Linked DNA regions of Homo sapiens: regions 2, 3 and 4 are each linked to region 1. A link is a contact called in ENCODE Hi-C or POLR2A ChIA-PET data. All regions are on one chromosome and are shown on one strand. Each heading gives the region's core, a stretch centred on a gene start or an enhancer-like site at or near the end of the contact. The rest is flanking DNA. Distances are from core to core; before and after follow the strand shown.

What was found. A loop is a pair of places that touch in the nucleus more often than their neighbours do. ChIA-PET counts read pairs that join two places held with the same protein, here RNA polymerase II (POLR2A). Pooled maps may share reads with other maps.
Region 2: a pooled map shows a loop between it and region 1 (4-fold over the local background). The contact joins two enhancer-like sites. A Hi-C loop is called at or near these places in 1 of 37 single-sample maps with no recorded cell type and 2 of 50 pooled maps. POLR2A ChIA-PET finds 5 or more read pairs at or near these places in 1 of 52 experiments (activated T-cell).
Region 3: a loop to region 1 is called in a pooled map, with 4 times the contacts of the local background. The contact joins the promoter of VPS26A here to the enhancer-like site in region 1. A Hi-C loop is called at or near these places in 1 of 168 maps with a recorded cell type or tissue (naive thymus-derived CD4-positive, alpha-beta T cell) and 7 of 50 pooled maps.
Region 4: a map with no recorded cell type shows a loop between it and region 1 (5-fold over the local background). The contact joins two enhancer-like sites. A Hi-C loop is called at or near these places in 2 of 37 single-sample maps with no recorded cell type and 1 of 50 pooled maps. POLR2A ChIA-PET finds 5 or more read pairs at or near these places in 1 of 52 experiments (GM12878).

Annotation. Positions count from the first base shown.
Region 1 is chr10:67,768,570-67,774,752 of GRCh38, forward strand. No RefSeq gene overlaps it. Among named protein-coding and RNA genes, the nearest start is that of TRS-TGA1-1, 7.2 kb to the left of the region's middle. RefSeq lists enhancers at 2,334-2,523, 2,704-2,863. Within about 2 kb of position 2,187, at least 3 of the 41 ENCODE cell types and tissues checked have a DNase peak (open chromatin) inside an H3K27ac peak, as active enhancers do; they include GM12878, where a contact is called at or near this core.
Region 2 is chr10:69,057,347-69,063,060 of GRCh38, forward strand. No RefSeq gene overlaps it. Among named protein-coding and RNA genes, the nearest start is that of SRGN, 28 kb to the right of the region's middle. RefSeq lists enhancers at 175-374, 4,323-4,442. Within about 2 kb of position 4,230, at least 29 of the 41 ENCODE cell types and tissues checked have a DNase peak (open chromatin) inside an H3K27ac peak, as active enhancers do.
Region 3 is chr10:69,121,160-69,126,714 of GRCh38, forward strand. It overlaps VPS26A (VPS26 retromer complex component A), which reads left to right and starts at 3,019. Exons shown (of 9, transcript NM_004896.5): 1 at 3,019-3,121. The coding sequence starts at 3,119. RefSeq lists enhancers at 2,253-2,612, 3,477-3,983 and a silencer at 2,873-3,272.
Region 4 is chr10:69,040,456-69,045,965 of GRCh38, forward strand. No RefSeq gene overlaps it. Among named protein-coding and RNA genes, the nearest start is that of SRGN, 45 kb to the right of the region's middle. Within about 2 kb of position 4,261, at least 6 of the 41 ENCODE cell types and tissues checked have a DNase peak (open chromatin) inside an H3K27ac peak, as active enhancers do; they include GM12878, where a contact is called at or near this core.

The sequences.
Region 1 (6,183 bases), core at 937-3,436:
CCAAAGTGCTGGGATTACAGTCCTGAGCTACAGTGCTTAGCCTCCAGAAACCCCTTTAATTCTCCCATTTCCTATTATAGCAAGGCTCACATTGCACTATTTCTGCCTGTTTGTCTTTCTTACCACTAAATGGTAAACTCCCTGAGGATGTGTAAAGGGATCATATCTCTCATTTTTGTGCCCCTACATACCACAGAAAAGGGACTCAAATTTTTGATGAAGAAATGAATGAATATTCATTTCTTCATCAAAGAAGAAATGCTGAAGTATGGACGTCAGCACATGTCCAAACTTCACCCCTAGAATGCCCAAAAAAAGTGGGAGAGAAAGGAGGGGCTTAACATGCTGTTCTCCTTTTGAAGGTCACTAATCTTTGCCTTAGTATAATTTATTGTAATATTGAGTATCCCCCACCTAGAATAGTTTTAATATAAAAGAGGGCAGAGGACAACAGCCTATGTACCCTTCCTTCCCTTTCCATATTTTTCCTTACCTTTTCTTCCCATTCTTTGTCTTCTAGCACTGAAAGGGCAGACAGAACCAGGAGGCAAGTACATACAGACCTCTGCCTCCATGGGTCACCCCCACCTTTGTCTCCTTGAGAATGTTCACTTTCCAACTGGCCTCCATGCAACTCGAGGTTTAGCTCTCTCCATGATGAGCAAAGAAAAATCCATGGAAGGGGTGGGGGTGGATGTGGAAGAGGTTCTGCAGTGCACTCCTCTTCTCAGAGGAAACCATTTCAACTCCTCTTTCCACATTTCTCTTCTCCAGAGTTCTCTTATCCACTACCAACCCTCCTGTGCATCCCCTCGAGCCAGCTTTTTCTGACCCAACCTCACATGATGCACTGTCTTGAGGATTTTCTCTCAAGACCCCAGCTTTTTCATTCTTTTATGTTACACAGCAATTCAGCCTTGTCCCTGTGCCTCAACATGCCTGGCAATCAGACCCCTCTTCGAAGGCAGAGGAAGTTATAATATCAAGGTCCCCTTCTCCCAAATGTTTTTCTACCTACTTCCTTTAGTAGAAATTAGGTCCTGCAACTTTCTGATCAGTGTTCAAAGGTTTTAAACATAAATAGACTGAAGTGAATTTTTTGCAAATTGTAATCAGTTAATCTGTAGAAATGCTAAATTTACAATTATCCTTCCCTTCTAAATCCAGGTCCCAAATCCATTCCAGTTTGTGGCATTTCCAGCCATGGAGCAGGATACACCCACTTGGAATGATCCTGATATTTCCCTATTCCTTAACCCATTTCCTATTCAACCCAAGTGCCATTGAGTTTGCCCCTAAATATGCTGAGAATCAACTTTGTTCCATATTTACTACCACCACCCAGTCCAAATCAACACTACCTCTCATCTCAACTACTTCTCGGCCTCTTAATTATCTCCTCCAATCCACTCTTCCTCCCCTCCAATCTGTTCTCCATAAAATAAATTTTTCTTTTAAAATGCACATTTGGTCTTATAACCTTCCTCCTGAGAACTCTTCTGGGGATTTCCATGTGCTTTTACAATAAAGACTAGAATCACTAGCATGACCCCATAGCTCTCCATGATCCTGCATGGCATAATTACCGGGCCTCTCCCTGTCATTCTCTAGCCAAATGTACTTTCTTTTCTTTTAGTTCCTTGAAAAGACCAAACTCTTTCCCACCTTAGGAATTCTGTACATGTTCCAATGTCTCCCTCCCCATCAAACTGATCAGTCCTCCTTCTTATGTAATTTCATACCATTTTACTCTTTTTCTTCACAACACATCATGCTTTGTGATATTTTAGTGTGAAATATTTGCTTAATGTCTCTGTGTGTGTGTACACGTGTGTGTAAAACCACAAAATCCCCTTATCTGCTATTTAATGGGCCTTCAATAAGTAATATTGTTGAGTGAATTTTGTGATTGTGAGGATCAGAAAGCAAGAGGTCTCAGAACACCTGAAGGGGTGGGAAGCAGAGGGTAAACTGTTTTCCTGCAGCTTTGGGGATGAATCAAAACTGTGCCTGAAGAGATTTGTGCCCTGAGTGCATAGATCTGCAGGAATATTGCAGCTCAACCATTTGATATATTGCACCACTGTTTAGCATGATTTATGAAGCTGTTGTTCTGTTTTAACTCAACATGTTCATTGTAAAGGAGTTTCATCCTCAGAGGTTTCATTAATGGAGGCATTGTTGTGTAGTGAGGCAGTAGAAAAAGGAAGTGAGAGATAGGGCTGGCCTACAACCTGTGTAAAGCTTGCATTTCAAGTCCCCTCTGGAGGGAATGCCCATTTCTGGAGTCTTGTTTCCCAATATGCCCATGTCCCCAAAAACATCTGGTCTCAGGCTCTTTCTACATACTAGAGTGCAAACAACTAGTAATAATACCTAAGTCTTAGCTCCTGCAGGGGTGAGAGAGACAGAGGCTCTGACACTGGAATTTTCAGGTAAAACAGATATCCTGTTCTATCTGAAGCACTGATGAAGAAAACATAGAGCTTTCAGCTCTTGTTCCAATGACTAGTTTCTTTCCCAATCTGCATGAAGTTGGTCAGTCAAGCTCACCCAGGCTCATAGACTAGAAGCCCCAGGAAATGAATTATTTCTGTTTCCTTCCCACCATCTCACACACATGCTCTTAAAATATCCATTCCCTTCCCTTGCCTCGGATCCTGGGTCCTGAGACAGGCTCTCACAGCCCAGAGAGTGGTTGTGATGGACTTAGTCTTACCTCAGCTGCTTTGTCTGGTGCTGGGCTGCCAAGGGAGGCATGCATGAGCAAGGCCAGTTCTCCATTCATATCTCAGACTATTTAGAAGAATCCAGTGACAGAGGACGTGGCCTGTGGGCTTTATGCTTGTGATGCTTTCTGCTGCTTGAGGTCGGGGTGGAGAAGAGGCTAGAGCTGACAAGCTTCTCACTCAGGGGCTGAGGTGGGGCACAGCTCCTGTCTGCTGGACTCATAAATCTCCTGGTCCCCACCCCAGGGATCTCAGAGCCCCCTTTGTTCTTTTAATTTTTATTCTAATAAAACCTCCTACATAACATAGGTCTACAAAGACTCTTGGGGAATATATTTCCCTCCCAAACATATTCATTTGAGACACAATTATCAAAACATTTGTTCAGGCCAGGCGCAGTGGGTTCCACCTGTAATCCCAGCAGTTTGGGAGGCCAAGGCAGGCAGATCACTTGAGGTCAGGAGTTTGAGACCAGCCTGGCCAACACGGTGAAACCCCGTCTCTACTAAAAACACAAAAACTATCTGGACATGGTGTCGCATGCCTATAATCCCAGCTACTCGGAAGCTGAAGCCAGAGAATCTCTTAAACCTGGGCAGTGGAGGTTGTAGTGAGCCAAGATTGTGCCACTGCACTCCAGCCTGGGCAACAGAGCAAGACTCAGTCTCAAAAAAAAAAAATTGTTCAGCACACGAACTTTAGACACATTTTATCTGACACCACAAGTCATTCCAAGAGATGAATATACACAGTATCCCTCTGAAAGCTACTTGTCTTCCAGATGTAAAGACATCTGTCTCCATCATTGGAGACAGAATGCTAGTGTTTTGAAATAACCTGTGCTTAGGATGTTGGAGCACAGAAATGCTGCACTTAATTTTGGTACCCACCTCTAGTGCAGGGATTAGTTAGCAACTTTTTCTACAGGTCAGCCAGTAAATATTTTAGGTGTTGCAGGCCATATGGTTTCTGTTGCAACTACTCAACTCTGCCTGTGTATCACAAAAGCAGCCATAGATAATCTGTAAACAAATGAGTGTGACTGTGTTCCAATAAAACTTTATTTACAAAAACAGTGGGCTGGATTTGGCCTGTGGCTATAGTTTATTTCTGCTCTAGAGGACTCTCCTCACTATAATAAAAAAAGTTCTTCCCAGGTTATCACTGTGAAGATATCATTAAGTGGGACACTGTCAAGAGGCTGGTTGACGTTTCACTAGTTCTTCCTGGTTTATACACATCCAAGAAATCTCATTATTTCCATTAACACAAAGATACCAAGAAAGGACATGAATGTTTTTTAAGATCATTTTATCTCAGTACATCAGAATGGCCCAAATCCTTCCAGAATCCTCTCATGTACACTGGGATTGTCTGCTCCACTTGACAGCAGATGGGGTGCAGGTCCTGGAAATGCTTACCTAGTTTCTCCTTTCTCTGTAGTTAGTACTGTATCTGCTGTTGTAAACAAAGCTTTTCAGCCCTTGAGCATGTTAAGATGTAACCTGAAACCAGGTTTGCAAGTTTATTTGTGAAGTAATTTGAAGGAATAGGAAGAATTTGAAGGAATAGGAAAAACAGAGACTTTGAAGTCAGAGCAACCAAGCATCAAATATAGGCTCCTTCCCTTTCTTGCTATGTAACTTTGGGCAGTTTGCATAACCTCTCTGAGCCTTAATTTCCTTATCCACTAAGTGGTAATAATAATTACTTCTACCTCATGGCATTGTCAGCAGTCACTGCCATTTTCTAAGTTCTAACCACAGGTCAGGCACTGTGATGAGTGTTCATTCATTTAACATCCAAAACAGACCACAGCTAGTTTATAGATGAGGAAGTGAAGATGAGATCACATGCTGGTATTCTCTTCCCCTTTTCACCAGAATGGGTCCCTCATAGAGGTATCTGCAACCAACTCAAGGGAGCCACTGGACAGGGATAAAAAAAGGCCATTTGACTCATGTTATTGAAGGAGTGGAATGTTCTTTGCTCTTTTGTCTCTCTGAGCTGGATAAAGGGAGGAACAAGTTCCCTGGGAGTTGATGTACAAAGCTGCCCAGAGTTGACTCTAGCTGAGGATGTGTTTGGGACTGCATGAGGCCATCTCTGAGAGGCTAACAGCAGCTGCTCTGACATTCTCTCTGATCTAGGCCTTTTTTTTTTTTTTTTTTTTGGTGCCTATTATAGCTCATGATTGGTTTTACAATATAATTCCCCAGCCTGTGTAACATTCATCATTCCAGATTCAGCTCTGAACACTTTTTAAAAAATATATATCAACTGCATGATATGTGTCAATGACCCCTGAATATGAGATATTCTATCCTTGAAAGGAAAGACTTGGAGGAGCCTTCTCTCCTGGCATCCCTGGACTGCGTAAGGCTGTTTAGTCACCATCACCATTGCCTCTTTTTTTTTTTTTTTTTGTGAGAAGGAGTTTTGCACTTGGTGCCCAGGCTGGAGTGCGGTGGCGCAAACTCTGCCTCCCAGGTTCGAGCAATTCTTCTGCCTCAGCCTCCCAAGTAGCTGGGATTACAGGCATGCACCACCACGCCCGGCTAATTTTGTATTTTTAGTAGAGACAGGTTTTCACCATGTTGGCCAGGCTGGTCTCGAACTCCTGAACTCAGGTGATCTGCCTGTCTCGTTCTCCAAAAGTGCTGGGATTATAGGCGTGAGCCACCATGCCCAACCACCATGGCCTCTTTCTAGACACCGTTCTGACCACCACTCTCTCCTGCCCGCAGACGTCCAGTAGGTGGCTGGCAGAGTAAAGGCCAAGCTTCCCAGTTTCATTCACAAGGCCCTTCATAATTTGGCCCTAACATCTTTTCAACTTTGTCTCATACTACTGCCCAGCATGACTCCATAAGACAAGTTAGGCTGCCTTACACACTCCCACAGAACAGAATAGCAATTTCTGGTCCTTTCACATATTGACATCCTTGGCTAGAAACTTCTCCAGTCCTTAATGGTTTCCTGGAACATACACACTCCTCAACATGCACACACACACACACACACACACTCCACACACATGCACACACATAGATTTAAGAACATACACACAAATAAATTTAAATATATATAAGCAATAACTAATTTATGTTTGGTCTCATTTTCAACAAATACTCCAAGGCCGGCCATGGTAGCTCATGCCTGTAATCCTAGCACTTTGGGAGGCTGAAGCAGGCGGGTGGCTTGAGGTCAGGAGTTCGAGACCAGTCTGGCCAACATGATGAAACCCCATCTCTACTAAAAACACAAAAATTAGCCGGGCGTGGTGGCGGGCACCTGTAGTCCCAGCTACTTGGGAGGCTGAGGCAGGAGAATCACTTGAACCACGGGGGGCAGCGGTTGCAGTGAGCCAAGATCACGCCACTGTTCTCCAGCCTGGGCGATGGAGCGAGGCCGTGTCTCAAAAAAATTAAAAAAGAAAAAGAAATACTCCAGA
Region 2 (5,714 bases), core at 2,980-5,479, 1.3 Mb after region 1:
GGATGAATTTCCCACGATCGACGGCTCGGCAGCAGGGGGGCAGCAGAGCCAGGACCTCAGGTCCCTGGCAGGTTTAGTGTGCCACGCTTTCCCTTCCCCTTATTGTCTCCCTGGAGAGGAGGAAGTGGGCTGGGGCCGGCGGGAGCCCACATGCACTTCCAGTTCCACACCATGCTGGGGGAAACTAACTGGTAGATAAATAAACACGGGACAGCGCAGGTACAAAAGGCGGCAGAGGCCTTGGGTCCACCCCAGTTCTCACCCTCTCCCTGACTTCTTGATTCCAGTGCAAAAGATCAGCAGCTCTTCTCCCTGAGGCCTAACCTGTGACTTCCTCCTCCTGGGGAAGGTAGAAAGACTTGTCTTCTGGCCTGTTCTCTAAGACCTCCCTTTTCAAGCAATGGAAGCATTCAGAACTTTAACAAGAACCAACCACAGTGACCCCACAGTGTCTGTCCTCGCTGAAATCTGAAAGCAAAGTGGTCAGAGTCGTTTGTGCCCAGGCTTCCTGGAAGTGGTGTCTTCTCAGCACGAGTCGAGCAGCCCAGGACAGACTCTTCTCCCTGACTCCTCTTGGCTTTAGAGGAGAGACTGCTGGTGACAAAAGGAACCTACTGGAAATAAGTGGAGGATCACCCACAGTCTCCCAGCTGCCTCCACCTACAGATAAGGAGGAAAGGGTGGGGAATGTGCTTCTAGTGAGCTGAATCCCAGCCTGGACTCAGGGCTGATCCCCATCCCCAAAGGGCTCAGAAGTGATTCAGGCTGCAGGCATCCCAAGTTGAGGTTCAAGAGAGTTATGCCCAGGAGCCCTGGATTTTCTGAGTTGGTATTCATTTCATATATGTGGTTACCCTTTTGTTGTTGGGTCTCGGTTACTGATTTGAAAAAATTTGTCATTATTAAGGGTCTAGGGCACAGTCCTGGGGTGCCTGGTATGGGCAGGAGTTAGTGGTTTCCTTGCGAGTATATGGCTTTGAGAGTTCTGTCCCCAGCCTTCCCTGTTGCGGCTACACTGGTTTCTGTTAATATCACTTCACTGTGGACTTCACTATCATTCTTCTCTGTTTTCTGTTTTCCTTCTTGCCCAACTTTAGCAACCACCAAAGGGATGCCAACTCCTCGTACCTGCCTCCAATTTTTATTTCATGGTCAAATTTTACTAATTTGGAGCAAACACACGGACCAAATAGTGAAGAGTTTGTTCTTTTAAGTTTTCTTAAGTCATTAAGAGATACTCCCCAGCCAGGCATGGTGGCTCATACCTGTAATCCTAACACTTTGGGAGGCTGAGGCAGGAGGATCGCTTGAGCCCAGGAGTTTGAGACCAGCCTGGGCAACATGTCAAAAACCCATCTCTAAAAAAAAAAAAAAGAAATTAGCTGGGTGTGGTGGTGCATACCCGTAGTCTCAGCTATTTGGGAGGCTGAGGTGGGAGGATCACTTGAGTCCTGGGGCTGTGATCATGCCCCTGCACTCCAGCCTGGGGAACAGAATGAGACCCTGTCTCAAAAAAATAAAAAAAAAATAATAAATAAAATAAAGAAACTCCACCTTGGCCGGGCGCACTGGCTCACACCTGTAATCCCAGCACTTTGGGAGGCTGAGGCAGGCGGATCACCTGAGGTCAGGAGTTCAAGACCAGCCTGGCCAACATGGCGAAACGCCATCTCTACTAAAACATACAAAAATTAGCTGGGCACGGTGGTAGAACCTGTAATCCCAGCTACTCAGGAGGCTGAGGCAGGAGAATCACTTGAAGCTGGGAGGCAGAGATTACAGTGAGCTGAGATCGTGCCACTGCACTCCAGCCTGGGTGACAGAGCGAGACATCTCAAAAAAAAAAAAAAAAAAAGCCCCATTTTGATCTTTGCACAATTCATTTGCCCTATCTGAGGAGTATGCTAACTAAAGGTAAATTTCAGCTGCATCCCTGCCAAGAGGAGCAAGAATTTCCTGAGTCTTGGGTTATATCGGGGGACTCCTTTTCCACATAATTCTCCTGGTTTATAAGTGCCTCTGAAATAAAAAATAAAGATGAAGTGGGAGCTGCCACCACCTATTTTCATTTTATTATTACTATTATTATTATTATTATGTTTGAGACAAGGTCTCACTCTGTCACCCATGTTGGAGTACAATGGCATGACCATAGCTCACTGCAGCCTGGAACTCCTAGGCTCAAGTGATCCTCCCACCCTGGCCTTCCAAAGTGTTGGCATTACAGGTGTGAGCCACTGCGCCCAGCCCCATGGCCTCTTTTTTTTTTTTTTTTTATGTGAGACAGAGTCTCTTGTTGCCCAGGCTGAAGTGCAATGGCGCAATCTTGGCTCACTGCAACCTCTGCCTCCTGGTTTCAAGCAATTCTCCCGCCTCAGCCTCCCAAGTAGCTGAGACTACAGGCACCTGTCACTACGCGCGGCTAATTTTTTTGTATTTTAGTAGAGATAGGGTTTCACCATGTTGGTCAAACTGGTCTTGAACTCCTGACCTCAGGTGGTCCGCCCACCTCAGCCTCCCAAAGTGCTGGGATTACAGGCGTGAGCCACCGCGCCCAGTCCCATGGCCTTTTTTTAATACCCAAGAAAGCTCAGGGATAATAACACACCATGCCTCTTGAAATTGCCACAGAAAGAAAATGGAAAGCCACTTTTAAAAATAAAAAGGCTCAGGCCGGGCACGGTGGCTCACGCCTGTAATCCCAGCATTTTGGGAGTCCGAGGCGGGCAGATCACGAGGTCAGGAGATTGAGACCATCTTGGCTAACACGGTGAAACCCCGTCTCTACAAAAAAATACAAAAAATTAGCCGGGTGTGGTGGCACGCACCTGTAGTCCCAGCTGCTGAGGAGGCTGAGGCAGGAGAATCGCTTGAACCCGAGAGGTGGAGGTTGCAGTTAGCCAAGGTCGCGCCATTGTACTCCACCCTGGGCAACAAAGAGCAAGACTCCATCTCAAAATAAATAAATAAATAAATAAATAAATAAATAAATAAATAATAAAAAGGCTCAAGCCTGTAATTGCAACATTTTGGGAGGCTGAGGTGGGCAAACTGCTTGATCCAGGAGTTCGAGACCAGTCTGGGCAACATTGTGAGACCCTGTCTCTAGAAAAAATTAAATTAAAATATTAGCCAGGTGTATTGCTGGCATGTGTCTGCAGTCCCAGCTTCTTAAGAGGCTGAGGTGGGAGGCTCACTTGAGCTCAGGAGGTCCAGGCTGCAATGAAGTGCGATTGCACCACTGCACTCCAGCCTGGGCAACACAGCAAGATCCTGCCTCAAAAAAAAAAAAGAAAGGAAAATGAAAAAGAAAAGGCTGTGTGGGTTGGCATGCACTTGAAATCCCAGCTAATTGGGAGGATGAGGCAGGAAGACAGTTTGAGCCCAGGAGTAAAACCAGCCTGGGCAACATCATGAGACCCTGTCTCAAATAAAATAAAACAAAATGAAAAAAAAAAAAACAAGACACATTTTAAATCTTCAATAATCTTTAAAAATATGACTTTTAAGATTCTTGGTTAATGCAATAGAAAATTCAGTGATCCCCACCTTTTCTTTCTTTTTTTTTTTTTTTTGAGAATGGGGTCTCACTATATTGCCCAGGCAGGTTTTGAACTCCTGGGCTCAAGCTATCCTCCAGCCCTCTTTTTAATACAAATAAGCAACTCATCCTTAATAATAGTTTGCTTGAAGACAAGGCATCTTTTTTTTTTTTTTTGAGATGGAGTCTTGCTCTGTTGCCCAGGCTGGAGTGCAGTGGCATGATCTCAGCTCACTGCAGCCTCTGCCTCCCAGGTTCAAGCAATTCTTCTACCTCAGCCTCCTTAGTAGCTGGGATTACAGGTGCCCGCCACAACGCCTGGCTAAGTTTTGTATTTTTAATAGAGATGGCGTTTCACCATGTTGACCAGGCTGGTTTCAAACTCCTGACCTCAGGTGATCCGCTCTCCTCAGCCTCCCAAAGTGCTGGGATTACAGGCATGAGCCACTGCGCACAGTCTACAAGGCATCTTTCAAAAGCAAACATGTTATTCCTCACACACCTTCTGAAGATTAAACATGGGATGGACACTACTGATGTGTGGTGGGCTTTGTATGGCTCACTAAGTGGGAGGAATTTTTTTAATATCCTATGTCATAACTCTCAAAGAATGTGTTAAAGCCAACCCAGGAAATTTCTTAGGAACAGAGGTCAACTTGACGGTTGCAGTATTTCTCGGACTTGCGGCTGATGACAAGGCACAGCAGCCTGGGAATTACACAATCTCCGCTCTTACGCATTTCTTAATCATTCACTGGATACAGTTGCATGAATACTTTCTGTTCCTGTTCGAGTTTAGTAAAAATAGCAAAATAGAAGCGTCTATGGGGTTAGGAGAGGAAAAACACTCTAGCAGCAAATTCTGTTCCATTCGACCCAACGTACACGATAGTGATCAGAGGACGTCTCTGGAGAGCGTGTTTTCCTTTTGACCTTGTGTACTTCCTGTACTTCGCTGCCTCTGTGAGCGTGCTGCTCAGGCAGGGCTCTGGGTCCTCAGCAGCACCGAGGCAGCAGAAACACCAGGTATCCGGTGCCCACCACACCAGCAACTTCTGCAGGTCACTGCTGATCCCCACCAGGTCTGACGGGCGGCTGCTCCTCCTGCATTTCACAGATGATTGAAGGAGGCTCCCCAAGGAAGCTGTCCTGGTCAGGTGGTTACAGGTGGCAGAGCAGGTGTGATAGCCCCAGGGCTGTCTGGCTCCAGAGCCTGTCCTTTCTCAACCCTACCACCCTACTTTACGACTTTACCTCCACTTGTTTTTCTTGCCAAAAACTTTTAGCACTACAGGAGAAAGAAGGCCTAGCTTCAGGGCGCTCACAGTCTAGTGAAGGAGAAAAGATGAATATTTAAAAAGCATTTTCTTCTCTGTGCAATGAGGAGCCTGGCACTCTGTGCAATGAGGAGCCTGGCATTCAATTAGAATTAGGGATTCTAACTGAAGCATCAAACCAGATTAGCTCAATGCAGGATGTTGGAACAGAGCACTGTGGGAATTCTGCTTACTGTCAGAGTTTGTATATGGGTAGCCAGGCATGGGGAGGAGGTGGGAAACAGTGAAAGCTGGAGGGACCAGGATTCATACCCCAGAGTGATGGATAAGGTGTAGACAGTATAACAGCAACCTCGATAGCTTGTATTGATTTTGGACTTGCCAAAGCCAGGTTTGAAGTGCTTTCTAGGTTTTGATGCTTTGAATCCACCCTGTAAACCTTAAAGTAGGTACTATTACTCTGTCCATTTCCACGTGAATAGTGGAGACATAGGGAGGTTAGGGAAATTGTCCAGGCCCCCCAGCTAGTAAGTGGCCAGTACTCGAACATAGGCGGGCTGACTCCAAGCCCAAGTTCTTGATCACTGTACAAAGTAGAGGATAAGTTGGCAAATACTCTAATAGATTTTGCCATTATGCTTGTCAAATTTGTAATTATTTGCCTACTGTCTGTTTTCTCCTCTAACCTATGTCTCCAAGAGGGCAGGAACTATGTCTGTCTGGCTCTCAGAGGTAATTTCAGCACCTAGACTAGTGACTGGCACATAGAAGGGTCTCAAAAGTTTCGAAGAATGGATGAAATGCATTGAGGGAAACAGAGGATTCCTTTCCACGAGCAGTCCCCACCCTCTGAGTCCGCCATTCAAGAGCTGACGAATATGAGCAAACTCACTTCT
Region 3 (5,555 bases), core at 1,769-4,268, 1.4 Mb after region 1:
TTGGTACATTTAAGAAAAAACTGTATATTGTGAAAAAATGTTTGGCTTTTATAATTGTAATTTTTTAAAAAAAGAATATTTACCATGATTACAGCTGCACTCGCTAAAGTTTTTAAGCAAAATCTATTCTATGTGCTCTGGGAGGTTAAAAGAAAAAAGTGTTTCTATACTTCACTGGCATGCTTTAAATTGTATTTTATTTTTAAATTAAATTAATTTATTATTTATTTTTTGAGACAGGGTCTCGCTCTGTTGCTCAGGCTGGAGTGCAGTGGTGCAATCTCTGCTCACTGCAAACTCTGCCTCCCTGGCTCAAGCTATCCTCCCACCTCAGCCTCCTGAGCAGCTGGTCCAATAGGCACATGCCACCACTCCCAGCTAATTTTTGTTCTTTTGCAAGAGACAAGGTCTCACCATGTTGCTCAGGCTGGTCTCAAACTCCTGGGCTGAAGTGATCCACCTACCTCAGCCTCCCAAAGTGTTGGGATTACAGGTGTGAGCCATTGCGCCCGGCCTAAATTGTATTTTCTTTCTTTATCCTTTTTGTGTATTTGTATTTTATTCTCTTCCCTTAACTTTGCCAGTGAACTCTGCAAACAGCTGCTCCCTGACACTCTCACAGTTATTAATGTGAATTTTTAGTCTTTGTGAATTTGAACAAATGACTATTTTTCTCTTAACTGGTTTCTGATTGATAAAAGCTCAGATTATCTTATCATCTAATACTTTCTGACCTAAACTCGGTACTTTTGTTGATGAAAGTCAATCCCTGTAAGTTAGTCACATTTTCCTCACACACCCCACCTTTTTTTTTTTTTTTTTTTTGGCAGAGGGCAAATATAGAGATGCCACAGTTCTCAGCTGGTGAAACACTGTACTGCTCACAATCTAGCTCTAACATTCTGGCTTGCTGAATAGATTGATAGGTAGGCAGACAGACAAATAACTAGCTCAACAATTCTGTTGCTTCTTGTATTTATTATGATAGCACAATTATTGATTGGGTTTTGATCAGTAGAATAAATAATTAGTACAAATTGGTTTCTAGTGTGACTTTCTTTGCCACCTCTTATTTATACCTGGCTTCGCTAGTATTTCTTTGCCTGTGTGGCATTTTCATCTATTCTCTTTGTTATGTTGATATTTAAGTCCCAGAAAAGAGTGGGTAGGAACCAGAGTAGCTCTCAAGGTGACAGGCAAATCTTCTAAGTGAAAAAAACCATTTTTCACTTTTATTAATTAAAGATTTGCATTGTTTTTGCTGCTTTCTTTTCACAGTTCAAACAGACAACAATATCAGTGTTACTATAGTTATTTATTTTTTTTGAGATGGAGTCTCGCTCTGTCACCAGGCTGGAGTGCAGTGGCGCAATCTTGGCTCACTGCAATCTCTGCCTCCTAGGTTTAAGTGATCCTCCTGCCTCAGCCTACCGAGTAGCTAGGATTACAGACGTGCACCACCATGCCCCGCTGATTTTTGTATTTTTAGTAGAGACGGGGTTTCGCCATGTTGGCCAGGCTGGTCTCAAACTTCTGACCTCAAGTGATCCGTCCGCCTCGGCCTCTCAAAGTGCTGGAATTATAGACTGTGAGCCACCATGCCTGGCCCAAATATGTGCATTTAAAGCTACAAATTTTCCTTTTACACAGTGTCACTGCATTCCACAAATTTGATATGTTGTATTATTATCTTTTATTTCAAATTATTTTATTTTTATTATTTTTTATTTTTGAGACAGAGTCTTGCTCTGTCGCCCAGGCTGGAGTGCAGTGGCTCCATCTCGGGCACTGCAACCTCCGCTTCCCGGATTCAAGAGATACTCGTGTCTGACCTCAGGTGATCCACCTGCCTTGGCCTCCCAAAGTGTTGGGATTACAAGTGTGAGCCTCCGTGCCCGGCCTCAACTTATTTTTAAATTTCCATTGATCTCTTCTTTGACCTAGAGATTTGGAATTATGTTGCTTAATTTCCAATATTTCCGGAATTTTCTGGCTTGTTTGGGTTGATTTCTAATTTTAATTCTATTGCGGTTAGAGATGATACTCTGATTTCAATCCTCTTAAATTTGAGGCTCACACTGAGGATTAAGTATAAAAAAATTTTTTTTGATACCTGTTTCATGGACTCGCCTCACAAACTTCTGTTTTAAGGTGGGGTAATTATAGTGCGTTCAGGGATGGATTTTTCTTCTGCTTTGGTTATGCATAGAGTGCACTGTGGCCCTTCAACACTATACTCTGAAATCCCACACAGTATTTTCCTCATCTGGAGGTCCTATAGGCTTACACTAGGGAGGAGGATCCAGTTCAGGCCAGCGTAGTCTTCAGCTGCGCCGTGGGACTTTCGGGGGAGCGCCTTTGCCCTCTCAGAACGGCTGGGCGGAACGGTGGGTTTGTGAGCCCTCCAGGCTCAGGGTGGGTCGCTCAGGGGCCATCTGGGGACTTTGGGAAGCAATGAAAGTTGTACCCTAGGATTTTTTTCTACTGGTCTTCTCTTCAGAGGCGAGAAAGCCAAGTTAAGAAAACCCAGACTCAGAAGGAGGTGGAGCGGGACTGCGTTCAGGCAAGGTGGCAGAACGCCTCGCCGTGGACGAAGAGAGCACATCTCTTCTTGCGAGGCCTAAGGAAGTAGGGCTCCCACTCGCCTCGGCAACCCAAGGACCCAGCCAAGGAGAGAGCCTCCAGATGAATCCTTCCTCTCCTCCTTCCTTCCCAGCCGCTCAAACTTTCACAAAGAGGAACTGGGTGCGGTAAAGAGGCCGGACACGGAACCGCTCGTCCGGTGACCGAAGAGACGGCGAGGAGGAGCCCGCGAACCCGCCTCTGTTCAGGCCCCGCCCACTCGACGTAATTTGCCCGCCCCTCTCCACCCTCCGAAGGGTGGAGCCTGAGGCCCCGCCTCCAAGCGGCCTCTCCCCGGAGTGCCTGGCGGCCAGCAGGGCGGGGCAGGAGGCTGGGAGAGGGACGGGTGCGGGGGTGGGGGAGAGGAAGGGAGCGGTCACGTGTGAGGGGCGGCCCGAGGTCACGTGACGGAGCGCCGGAGCGGAGGGAGCCGGGGCTGGGAGTTCTCCTGAGGGAAGAGGAGTGGAGTAGGGGGGACGCGGCGGCGGCGTTGACAATGGTGAGTGCGCGGCGGCCAGCGCGCTCGCCTCCCGCCCTCGTCCCGGAGCGCGCGGCGGGCCGGCCAACCGCGGGCCGGGCGTCGCCGGAGGAGGGGACGGGGGAGCAGGGCGGGGAGCGGGGTTAGGCCTGTCGGGCCACCCCTGGGTCTGGGAAAAGCTGGCGGCGCCACCTCTTCCCGGTCTCGGCGAGGCCCGAGCACCTACGGGCGGCGGCGTGCTCTCCTGGCCATGTCGGAGCCTCTGCCCGCGTTCTTCGACTGCTTGTTGGGGCTCTGGCTGGGGACTCGGACCCCGCCTCTGCGGGGGCTGGTCGCCGCCTCCCCTTCCTAGGTAGCCAGTCCCTGTTCTCCTCCCGGGCAGCCTCTCTTCCATCCAGGTGGGGCGACCCGGGAGCCCCCCACCTCCGGACTCTTCGGGGGACTTGGGCACTCAGTGTGTCACGAACTTGATAAACTCTGATATTTTAAAACCTGACTATGGTGACATTCTTTGATTTCATGACCCCAGTTCAGGCTTTCTGTTGACACTTGTAAAATGGGAGAGAAAAATAAAAGGACGTTGGAATGGGGGATATCTTTAACTCCAGAGACACCCGTTTGGTGCCCGCCGTTTTAAGCATTGGCTCTCATTTCCGTCCGCAAGCTATTTCGCTGAACTTAACGCTCTGGGTTGTTGAAACGGCCTATGAGGCAGAGGAGGGAGGGGAATCAGTGCTCTCACCACAGTCCGCGGAAGCACTAGCCTGGGCATTGTGGTATTTAGCTGGGTGTCGGCAGTCTCTAGGTTAGATCTCATTTTACCCATTTTCTGGTAGTAGTCGTCAGTTCTCTTCATTTAGCGCCTACTGTATGCTCTCCTAATACTACCTGCTCTTCCCAAAGCTCACTGATTCAATAGACTGCTTGAGACTTTTGGCTTAAAAGGCCGAGCCAGGTATATTTTTAAAAAGCTACTTTGAATAAATAACTTTTAATTTCAGTAATGATGTTGCTTTCAAAACAAAACAAAACAAAATCCAGACATTCATGTTCATTCTTAGAGCTTTTTTTCTTTCATTCAACAAATAATTGCTCAGGTGTGCCTAGGGGACCCCAGTAAAATGGAAACAGCGCCTACCTGCTCTCGTAGCTTACAATGTAGGGAGAGATAAACATTTATTTGTGTAAATTATTTGTTTAACGTGGAAATTAGAATTGTGACAGATACTAAGAAGGAAGTATTGGGGGACCTTGCCTAGTCAGTGTTAGGGCAGGCTTCTTTAATTGAATATCATTTGAAAAGAAAACTTAAAAGGTCCTCCTATTTTTTGCTTACATTTGTAATTATTACTTTTAATACGCTTTTTTGAATTATGTTCAAGAGCAGTTTATATTTTCAAGTTACCCAAACAGAAACTAAATTGTAAAACTTTAAAACACTGAAATGGTCACAGATGTAATATATGTATGAAAATTTGCTGTTTCATTGCTTGTGTATGGGCTAAGTGAATGAATTTTGAGAGTCAGCCTTCCACCTCAGAAATGCAATGAGTTGCATTTCTTTACATCCACTGGACTTAGTGAAATTCCTTCAGTGGGGACTAAAAAGTTGCCTTTTTATGTATCTACCATGTATTTTTGCTAATTGGTAATGCTCAATATTGGGTTCAGAAATTATATGAAAAATCCTAAATTAACCTAAAGTCAGTGATAGGAGGTTTAGGCCAAGATTAGAAAACTATAAAAACAATTGCTAGCATGTTTTTATAGTCATATATATTGCAGTCCAGTTATTTAAAAGCTCAAGAGTTTTAACTTGCATATTAATAGTTAATCCTGAAAATCGCAATATTCCAAATGCGCCCTTGAAGATATCTTTACCAAAAGAAGTGAGTAGTATTTTTGCACTTAAAAGATCTCACGGGGTGCGGTGGCTCACACCTGTAATCCCAACAATTTGGGAGGCCGAGGTGGGCGGATCACCTTGAAGTCGGGAGTTTGAGACCAGCCTGGCCAACATGGCGAAACCCCGTCTTCACTAAAAATACAAAAACAAAAAAAAATTGGCCAAGTGTGGTGGCGCATTGCTGTAGTCCCACCTACTCGGGAGGCGGAAGTTGCCTGACCAACATGGTGAAACTCCGTCTCAACTAAAAATAAAAAAATTAGGTGTGGCGCACACCTGTAATCCCAGCTACTCAGGAGGCTGAGGCAGGAGAATCAATTGAACCCGGGAGGCAGAGGTTGCAGTGAGCCGAGATCGCGCTGCTGTACTCCAGCCTGGCGACAGAGTGAGACTCCGTCTCAAAAAAAAAAAAAAAAAAAAAAATCTCAAAACTGAATTGCTGTCTGCATCATATCCTAACCCTCAACAAATTTTATTCTCTTTCCTTCTAGTCTTTACCAGCTTGACAGTTGTGTATTTTACTTCCTCTTTAACATATCAGAAGTATTA
Region 4 (5,510 bases), core at 3,011-5,510, 1.3 Mb after region 1:
GTAAGCTCCCCCTCCCAGGTTCAAGGGATTCTCCTGCCTCAGCCTCCCGAGTAGCTGGGCTTACAGGTGCCCGCCACCATACCTGGCTAATTTTTGTATTTTTAGTAGAGACAGGGTTTCACCGTGTTGGCCGAGTTGGTCTCGAACTCCTAACCTCAGGTGATCCACCCTCCTCAGCCTCCCAAAGTGCTGGGATTACAGGTGTGAGCCACCGTGCCTGGCCTAATTTTTATTTTTATTTTGTTTTTAAAGACAGGGACTCACTATGTTGCCCAGGCTGGTCTTAAACTCCTGGCCTTAAGCAATCCCCCGCTGCCTCCATGTGTATCTGGGGTTACAGGCGTGAGCTAGGCCCTCAGTAACTGTTGAAGTGTAAATGAAATCAGGGAAAGAGAAAGACAACTAGTCCTGAGGCCATGGGTAGGAAGGGCGGGGTCTGAGACAAAGCTGTTCTGAGACTCACAGCGATGCCAATTTCCTCTGGAAACATTTGCTTTTAACCACCAGGGAATCCTTCCTGAAGCGTTTGCTTGAGACATCATCTTTTTTTTTTTTTTTTTTGAGGTAGGGTCTTGCTGTGTTGCCCAGGTTGGAGTGCAGTGGTATGATCATGGCTCACTGCAGCCTCAACCTCCTGAACTCAAGCAATCCCCCCACCTCAGCCTCCCAAGTAGCTGGAACTACAGGTGCGCACCACCGTGCCCAGCTAATTAATTTTTTTGGTAGAGATGAGGTCTTGCTATGTTGCCCAGGCTGGTCTGAAACTCCTGAACTCAAGCAATCCTCCTGCCTCAGCCTCCCAAATTGCTGGGATTACAGATGTGAGCCACTGTGCCCGGTCAAGACAGACACCCATCTTTTAAACTGGGACCACTTAACCAGCTCAACCATTTGATTTGGCTCAAGAGCTGGAGTTCAGAGAGAGGTGCCTGCTGTCCGCTGGTCCTTCAGGCACCGTTTCACATTTAGTCGTCCTTTTACACAGGTTACCTTGACCTTGAGTTGTCTTGTTTCACCTTGTGGAAGGGAGAGAAGGTGTGTGATTCTTGTGACTGGGACTTGTGGTAGACGTTCATCAATATTCAAGTCCTTCTTTACTGTCTCACAGAAGAATGAAGAGGAGCTGCAGGACAAGTTCCAACATCTCTTTTCCATCTTCATCCACTCCTGCCATGGGTGTGCAGAGGATGCACAGAGCGGCAGACCCTCTGCTCACCCTCCCCGTGGCCCAGTGCACTCCTGTTCTGGATACGCATGAAGCCCACTGTCTTGGAAGCAGCAGTGCACATGTCCCCATCATTCTTCCATCAAGCCTGGAATGGACTTTTTTTTTCGTTTTTTTGAGAAGGAGCCTTGCTTTGTCGCCCAGGCTGAAGTGCAGTGGCGTGATCTCGGCTCACTGCAACCTCCACCTCCCCATTTCAAGCAGTTCTCCTGCCTCAGCCTCCTGAGTAGCTGGGATTACAGGCGTCCGCCACCATGCCCAGCTAATTTTTGTGTTTTTAGTAGAGATGAGGTTTTACCAGGCTGGTCTTGAACTCCTGACCTAAGGTAATCCACCCACCTCAGCCTCCCAAAGTGCTGGGATTACAGGTGTGAGTCACCTCGCCCAGCTGGAATGGACATTTTTAAGGTGAGTATGATTTCAACAAAGTCATCCTTTCTCAATTTTAAATTTTGTTTCAGGTGTTTTAAGTCAATGTCAATGGTTGAAAACTATTGGATAGAGGAGATCTGGGAACTTACACAGACTGCACATGAATGCTTAGGGAAAGAATTCTCCTTTGTCCATGCTTTTGCTGTAAGCTGTGCTCTTTTGTGTTTAACCTCGTCATATACAACATGGACTGTCTGCCAAGGGCCTCTTGGTGATCTGCAAGGCGTTCTCAGATGGCTGTCTCTGAGGGCCTGGTCCCTCCTTTAGCTTGTCAAAGGACACAGAGATGGGTCACTGGAGCTGGCTCTCCTTGGGATACAATCCAGTCCCCTCAGCTAGGGCATTTGTATCACTGCCCTCGGGTGGAGCTCAACAGTGACCCCATGGTTAGGCCATCTGGAAACAGGCTGCTGACACCCGGGACTTCTGTGCTGCCAGGAAGAACAAGGCAGGAGGATGCGTCCCTGCACCCAGGCTGCCCTCCAAACCTGTGGAATGCAGCCCCTGGTCATAGAGGAGGCCCAACTGTTGCTGACACGTATGGGAATCCAGAGGCTGGGCTCCCCTTCATACAGCCAGGGCCCCACTCAGACCTGAGCCAACCCATCATATGCCAGATGGGACAGAGTGCTCACATGGGCCACTTGCCGGACCCTCTGACACTTTTAGGAAGCAGGTATTTTCACCATGGCCACACCCAATGCTAGTAAGTGCCTGTGATGGTTAATTTTATGTGTCAGCGTGGCTAGGCTCTGGTGCCCAGTTGTTGGTCAAACATTGTTCTAGATGTTGCTATGAGGGTATTTTTTTGAATGAGAGTAACATTTAAATAAGTAGACTCTGAGTAAAGCAGATTACCTCCCACAGTGTGGGTGGGCCTCACCCAATCAGTTGAAGGCCTTAAGAGAAAAGACTGAGGTCCCCCGAGGAGAAAAGAATTCGTCTCTAGACCACCTTAGGATTTAAGGCCACAACATAAACTTCTGCTAGAATTTCCAGCCTCCTGGCCTGCCCTGAAGATTTCAGACTTGCCTGACCAGATCATCGCATGAGCCGATTCCTTAAAGTCTCTCCTGCTGTTTTTCTGGAAAACCTGACTACTACAGTGCCTGAGGTGGGACCCGATTACCCCATTCTGCCTTCCAGCTGCTGGCGGTGCGTGTGTTTGCCCGGAAGGGTGATCCAGGGCTTCATCAGGCAAAGCATTGGGGATGGAAGTTCCGGCGACTCTCATGGCCTCGCCTGGTGAGGGGCACCCCTGGGGCAAACCCCGTTTCCTACTGATTCCATGTCAGCACTGCTTTTCCTGCTGGCAGAAATCAAATCAAGCCAGTTACCATGGCTCACACCTGTAATCCCAGCACTTTCAGAGGCCGAGGCGGGTGGACCACCTGAGGTCAGGAGTTCAAGACTAGCCTGGCCATCGTGACGAAACCCTGTCTCTACTAAAAATTAAAAAAAAAAAAAATAGCTTGGTGTGGTGGTGGACGCCTATAATTCCAGCTACTCGGGAGGCTGAGGCAGGAGAGTCATTTGAACCCGGAAGGCGGAGGCTGCAGTGAGCCGAGATCGTGCCACTGCACTCCAGCCCGGGCAACAGACAGAGACTGTCTCAAAGAAAAAAAAATGTTCCCGCCATCTAGGCATGAACTGTCTGCTGAAGCCCCTCAAATCTCCTGCCTTGCCCTGGATGGAGACCTGTTTTTATTTTGTTATTTCTGTCTATAAAAGCAGCTAGATTACTATGTCTTTCCTTTTTATTGAAATTTGAAAAACTGCACACCACTTATGTGAGCCACGTTATAATGGAAAAGGCAGGTGCCTCCAGAGGAGACACACAGGGCAGCATGTGTCTGCGTAATGTGTGTCATCAGAATACACGTGTGTGGGTTTTTGTCTAGCTCCCTTCATCTGCATGGCGCCAACAATGATTGTGAAGTATCTGTGAGCCATGAGTTCCTTTACTAATGCAGCACATGCTACTCAGGGCCTCCTCTGTGCCAGGCACCACACTGGGTTCCGGGGACCCAACAGGGAACAAGACACAGTCCCTGCCCACAGGGAATGTGCAGCCTAAGTGTCATCTCTGAGGCTGGGTTCGAAGGGAAGTGAGGAGCGTTAGAATTGGGGCCTGCAGCCTCTTAACTATTTGGCTATTTATCATTACAACGGGGCTCTATGAACCTAGTAATATTTTCTGTTTGAGTCAAAGACATTAGCATTTTTTAGAGCCAGCCAGCCGGAAGTGGGCTCTCCAACCTTCCCTCCACAGCTTCTCTGTGCATCTCACCGTGGCACCTTCACTTTCTGCCCCTACCATGTGATTTTGTAGATGTGGTGTCCACAGGCTGAGCTTTGGCCTCACCCAGACCTGGGATTGGGTCCCAGCCACACCATTTCTAGCCGTGTGATCTTGGCCTCACGACTTAGCCTCTCTCAGCTTCCCTTTCCTCATCTATAATACTAATTTGGGGGAAAATAATAGCTCTGTACTTTTATTGGTGGGGCTGTTAGGGAGATTAGTGAGATGATACATACCATAGTCCCTTGCATAAGTTTCAAATAATGTTACCTGCCACAGTCCCTTGCAAAAGTGCTAAAGGCAAGTCCCTTGCAAAAGTGCTAAATAAATGTTAACTTCCTTTTTTTAAGTTTTTTTTTTTTTTGAGACCAAGTCTCTCTGTCACCCAAGCTGGAGTGCAGTGGCATGATATCGGCTCACTGCAATCTTCACCTTCCTGGTTTGAATGATCTTCCTGCCTCAGCCTCCTGAGTAGCTGGGATTACAGGCACCTGCCACCACACCCAGCTAATTTTTGTATTTTTAGTAGAGACAGGGTTTCACCATGTTGGCCAGGCTGGTCTCAAATGTCTGACCTCAGGTGATCGGCCTGCCTCAGCCTCCCAAAGTGCTGGAATTACAGGGGTGAGCCACTGTGCCCAGCCATAAATGTTAACTTCTATAATATTATTTTTGTTATTGTTACTTATCTCCTTACTTATGTATTTTTCATTATTCAAGGGCAAGGACCATTTTTCCCCTTCTCCTCTTACCCTCCTCCTTGTTCTAAATAGGACTTATGGCAAATTTCAGCAAGTTGATGAGAAAAATAGAGGGAAAATGAAGATATAAACATAAAATGGAGCCAGCAGAGACTAATACAGAAAGTACATCCTTACTTTAGTGGGTCACAGGATTGGCTCTAAGCTTCCTAGCACCCAATGAGATGAAAGAAACTGAATTAGTTACATAATGTAACACTGTTGTCCATGAAATAAAACAAGCGAATAGCTCAGGAGAAACACACCTGGGCGACATTCTTTTTTTCCTTCTCACTTCCTTCTTGACCTTGTGATTCATTTTGCTGAAGGGAAGACCATTTGTTGGAAAGTGTTTCTGAATGCGATGGGAGTCCTGGCCCTTGGTAGAGGCCCACCCCTCGCTGTCTTCAGCTGATCTGTTAGTAATAGAGAAGATCTAGTTCCTGGCCCAGAGAACTGATCCTGCAATAGGGCTGTGTTTTTGAAACCAAAAGCGTCATACAGATAACAAAGGAGATGTGTCTCACTGTGGTTAGGCTATTTTGTAGCAACACTTGTTTCCACTCTTTTGCAATTTCAGGTTCTGTCAGACTTGATCTAAACATGAATGTGCAAGTCCAGTGCTCAGGCTGATATAACCACTGTCTGGGCCCTGAGTTGATTTGAATTTCCACTTCCAATCTGTGGTGCAACGTATGTAACACAGCAAATCAGTAAGGCTTTATCAAGCACTTTCTTTGTGCAAGGCCCCTGTCCCAGGCCCTGCCTGGGAACCTTGCTTCCAGCTTGAGGTAATGGGGGTCAAGAAGGA